Linked DNA regions of Mus musculus: region 2 is linked to region 1. The links are chromatin loops, found by intact Hi-C in ENCODE. Cell type or tissue: heart. All regions are shown on one strand. Region 1 has its middle 25 kb from the start of Gm35750. Region 2 has its middle 6.6 kb from the start of Mybl2.

Region 1 (2,500 bases):
CCAGTGGCTCACTAAGCAAAGGGCAACAGGCTTGGATCAGGACTGACTCCGTGCGGGATGTGAGTCCCCCAGTCCCTCTCCTGGGAGGGTTCCACAAGCAAAGAATGCCACACCCCTCCCCCAAGCCTCCCACTGATCACCTAGATCCACAGATCCTGACTGGGGTGTGTGACAGGGAAGCCACTAATGTGTCAGGTGTGAACACTTCCCACATCTCCAGCATGACAGTTAACCATAGCCATCTCTCCGACGTGTCTTCCAAACTCCACCCTCACATTTTTCCTGTTTTCTTTCATGCTAGTCCACAAAACGTCTGTATAACTGTGCCTATAAACTCACTGATCACAAATGTAGTTGTTAATTCAAGTGCCTCAGGATTGGGCAGGTAAATTCGAGCAGGGTGGCACACAAGAGGGCTTAATGGAGAGTGTGGCTAAGTGGAGACACTGCTCTGCCAAAAAAGTATTATATTCAATGTACTATGAAACATCTGCTAGCCACACACAAAAAGAAAAACCCCAAGCAGCTGCTAGCATCTCATCTAAGTGACCTCCACTGAAGACTCGGTGAAAGGTGGGTTTTGAAGGCAGGTGCACAGACCTGCTTTTGAATCTTGGTCATTTTATTTTATTTTATTTTATTTTATTTTATTTTATTTTATTTTATGTGTATTGGTGTTTTGTCTGTCTGTATGTCTGTGTGAGGGTGTCAAATCCCCTGGAACTGGAGTTACAGACTGTTGTAAGCTGTCATGTGGGCGCTGGGAATTGAACCTGGGTCCTCCGGAAGTGCAAATCTTAGGTTCTTATCTGCATAACACAGCATTGCCTCAAATCTCAGAACTGAAGTAAGGAACATAAAGAATAAAGCAGGCAGTAATGACAATGATTTTATTTTGAAATCAGCGTCTTCCAGAGCAAGTCTGTTTTCATGTGTGGAGCAGTTGTGCCTCCTGGTGGTAAAAATTAAGAACTGCACCTTAAATAATCACGCTAAATTGCACTCTACGGGTAAAGCAATGCATTCGAATCCAGTTCTGAGATAAAGTGAGTTACACAATTGAGCTTCATGCTTAGGCTCCACGTCCAAGACCTCTCCCTGCAAGTACAGCCATACTGAAGTGGCTCTGGCGATAGTTTAATACCACTTGGTGTGCAGTAAACCCTTGCAAAGCACTCAGTCTCCCGAGACAAATCTACCTAGGCCCTGGCACCTTCACTGGCTCTGAGCCCCTCTGGGCCTGCACTGGGTATCCTAATGGGTACCTAGTTGGTTGGTTGGTTGGTTGATTTGGTTTGGAGAGTTTTAGCTGTTTGTTTGTTTGTCTGTTTGTTCTTTTCACTGATCAGCAGTAGGAAGGGGCTACCCAGGCCTGGAGCCTGTAACCAAAAAAAAAAAAAAAAAAAAAAAAAAAAGGAGTAGATCTTGCAGACTCCAGAAATGTCACAGGAGTAAAATGTACCCTTGGATTGTAGGAGGTGCCACCCAGATTGCTTTTAAGCAGAAAGGTATGGCTTCGGGTTCGTCACCAGGGATAAAATCTGCATCCCTGAAGTCAGACAAAGAAAGGCTGACTTGACCACACATCTCCCTTCCCAGAGGTGGGGGGGGGCTTGAGGTCACGGGGGGGTGAAGGGAGGATGGCAATGCTTTCTTTACCTCTCTTTGCCTCTGGCCACTTGTGCATGCACCTGTGCCTGCTGTGGCTGTGGGCAGAGTTCACTTCCCACAGGAAGAGAAGGCACCTGCACATAGGCCTGCCAGGGAGCTGGTGGCCCCTTCCAGGAAAGCCAGAGGCCAGACCGGGCTGCAGACGGTTAGGCCCCCGGAAAAGCCCACCCACCCTTCCTGCTCCTTACACTCTCCTCACAAGATCCTAGACTCTTGTTTTCTCTTGCACACTGATGTTTGCTATAGCACTATCCACAATTGCTACCTCATGGAAACATGTGAAGCTGGGTGTGGTGGCGCACGCCTTTAATCCCAGCACTCGGGAGGCAGAGGCAGGCGGATTTCTGAGTTCGAGGCCAGCCTGGTCTACAAAGTGAGTTCCAGGACAGCCAGCGTTATACAGAGAAACCCTGTCTCGAAAAACCAAAAAAAAAAAAAAAAAAAAAAAGGAAACATGTGAAGTCATAGAGTGTGAAGGAAAACAGACACAATTGTAGACCACACTAAGTGGATTAATCCAACTTTGGAAAGACAAATAACATGCTTTCTCTCATTTGTAAGTCCTAGATTTTTTTTAACTAAATTTATTCTTTGACAACACTTCTGTGTGTGTGTGTGTGTAAGTGTCTGTTCACGTGAGTGTGTATGTGTGTGTGTGAGTGTGTGTATATGTATGCATGAGTATGTGCAAGTATGAGTGTGTGTGTGTGTGAATGCATGTGTGTGAGTATATATTAATATGTGTGAGTGGGTGTGAATGTGTGTCTATACATATGAGTGTGTGAGTGTGTGTAAATGTGTGTGAATGGGCCAATGCATATGTCATCAC
Region 2 (2,500 bases), 280 kb before region 1:
GGTGAATTGCCAGCCTAAGCTATGGAGACCTTGTTTCAAAAAGAAAAGAGTGGGGCTGGAGAGATGGCTCAGTAGATGAGAGCTGTTCTTACCAGCACTCAGATATGGCTCACAGCCATCCATAACTCCAGACCAGTGATCTCTCTCCCTCTTCTGGCCACACAGATGGTGCACATAGCTGCATGTAGCAAAAACACACAAAATAAAATAAATCTCACAAAAATTAAGGACATGGGGGCAGTTCAGGTGTTAATATATAGGACAAAGGTGATAATGACATTATATAATGAAATATTCAGGAGACACGCACTTTTCCCCTGATCTTCAGTCCAGCACTTTCAAGGCTGAGGAAAGGGATTGCTGAGGGTTGAGAGGATCCTGACATACCAAGTTAATTCCAGGCCAGCCTGGGCCATACAACACACCCCTGTCTCAAATCAAAGGAATCCACAGCTACCTCTAAACACCAGCTAGTACAGTATAGCACCCCTGTATTCATAGCTACTTGGGAGGCTGAAGCAGGAGGATCTAGGCTGGACTAGGGACATAAAGAAACTCTACTCCACAGCAACAGAAACCACACAGTGTCCAAGCATCAGAGGGCTGTTTAAAACTCTGTTGTTCCTGTGCCTTATAGAAATTTGGGGAGTGTTGTTTGTTTGTCTACTTGTTTATTTGTGTTTTTTTTTTTTGAGACATTGTTTCTCTATGTAGCCTTGGCCATACTGGAACTCCCTCTATAGCCCAGGCTGGCCTCAAACTCAGAGATTTGTCTGCCTCTGCCTCCCGAATGCTGGGATTAGAGGCCTCTGGCCACCACCTGGCTGACTTTGTTTGGTTTGTTTTGTCTATGGGTTTCTGGGCTTATTGGCATAAGCCTTTAATCCTAGCACTCGGGAGGCAGAGGCAGGCTGATCTCTTGAGTTTGGGGCCAGCCTGGTCTTCATAGCTAGTTCTAGGATAGTCTGGGCTACACAGAGAAACCCTGTCTTTTAAAAAAAAGTTTTTAATTTTTAAATTTTATTTTATGTGTATTCAAGTTTTATCTGCATGTTATGTGTGTCCGCCTTGTCTGTGCCTGGTACCAGTGGATCTAGAAGAGGGCACCAGGTCTTCTGAAACTGAAATAAACCAATGTGTGTCACTAAACTCTGGTTTAGTTTTAAACAAAAACACCCTAACAATGTAAGTCTTGAGCAGTGATCCATAGGCTGTAAGGGGAAAGAACTCCACCCTCTTCAGCCATCCAGCTGCCCTCTTTGCAACCAGTGTTACCGTAAATGGAAATATATGCTTTAACTTGACAAATAGGGACAAATCTACTGTGTGTTTATAAGCTTGCAATGCTGGGAGCTAGGACTCCCACTGCAGAGAGGGGAATCAGCTTGAGTTTCGGCCGCTAGAGGCCGCCAGCTCTGCCGATGCACGCTGTCAAGCTGCGGAGACTGCCGATGAACTCGCGCTGGGAAAGAGCCAAGGTGCTGACTGACAGGTCTTCAGGCTCCATGCTTCTTCCAGTGAGTCTGGAGAGACCCCTAGAGTGATGCAAAAGGAGAAAACTTGCTGTGTCCCCCTGCGAGCTTCTCTTCTTCTCTTCAGCCATTGTCACTTTTTAAAGTGGGATTGCAGTTCCAAGAGTTTTATACAGATGGCAGCCATCATCCTGTTCTCAGGCTTCTTTTAGCAAAGCATTTCAAAATCAATTTCTCTCTGTAATTTGTTTACCCAGGCAGTTGTTGAGGGTTTGGGATGTCTTCAGTTTGGGGCTGTTGTTAATATACATGTGAAAATCTGTGTGGGCATATACATTTATTTTTTTGAAGGTTTGACCATACAATGGGTGTATAGATGAAAGGTTTCCCTTCCTGTTTTGGGGGAGCAGTTTTGAGTGGGTTTGGTTGGTTGATTTGGGGTGTTGGTTTTTGAGAGTTTCACTGTAGAACCCAGGGTAATCTGGAATTTACCATGTAGGACAAACAGGGCTCAAACTTTCAGTGATGTTCCTGCTTCCGCCTCTGGTTGCAGGTCTGGGCCACCCGGCCTGGTTTATGTGGGTAATAGAGATCACACCCAGGCCTTCATGCCTAGTCAGTGAACACACTACCAAGATTCTTTCTACCCCATCCCCCACTCCCCAACTCTTGCTTTATAGGCCAGCCATTGGATCTTTAGCAACCTTGCCTCTACCTCCCAAGTGCCATGTGTACAGTTTTAGTTACAGCTGTGTGCTTGTCTTAGTTAGGGTTTCATTGTTATGAAGAGACACCATGACCAAGGCAACTCTTAACTGGGGCAACATTTAATTAGGGCTGGCTTATAGTTTCAGAGGTTCAGTCCATCATCATCATCATAGTGGGAAGCATGGCAGTGTGCAGGCAGACATGATGCTGGAAGAGCTGAGAATTCTACATCTTGATCCCAAGGCAACCAGGAAGAGACTACTTCTTCCCTGCACTGGGCGGGACTTAAGCATAGAACCTCAAAGCCCACCTCCCCAGTG

What was found. Hi-C counts contacts between places; a loop is a spot of excess contacts. Peaks named below come from ENCODE experiments on the same cell type or tissue, not always from the same donor. Only the 100,000 strongest peaks of a DNase experiment are listed, where the experiment ranks them.
Region 2: it touches region 1 in a loop (9-fold over the local background); 10 of 42 quality-filtered maps call a loop at or near these places.

What each region holds. Positions count from the first base shown.
Region 1 is chr2:163,329,921-163,332,420 of GRCm38, forward strand. No RefSeq gene overlaps it. Among named protein-coding and RNA genes, the nearest start is that of Gm35750, 25 kb to the right of the region's middle. In heart, a CTCF peak has its summit at 959 (motif pointing left); no DNase peak of the experiment used is centred here.
Region 2 is chr2:163,046,822-163,049,321 of GRCm38, forward strand. No RefSeq gene overlaps it. Among named protein-coding and RNA genes, the nearest start is that of Mybl2, 6.6 kb to the right of the region's middle. In heart, a CTCF peak has its summit at 1,405 (motif pointing right); a DNase peak (open chromatin) is centred at 1,460; H3K4me3 peaks cover 330 bases.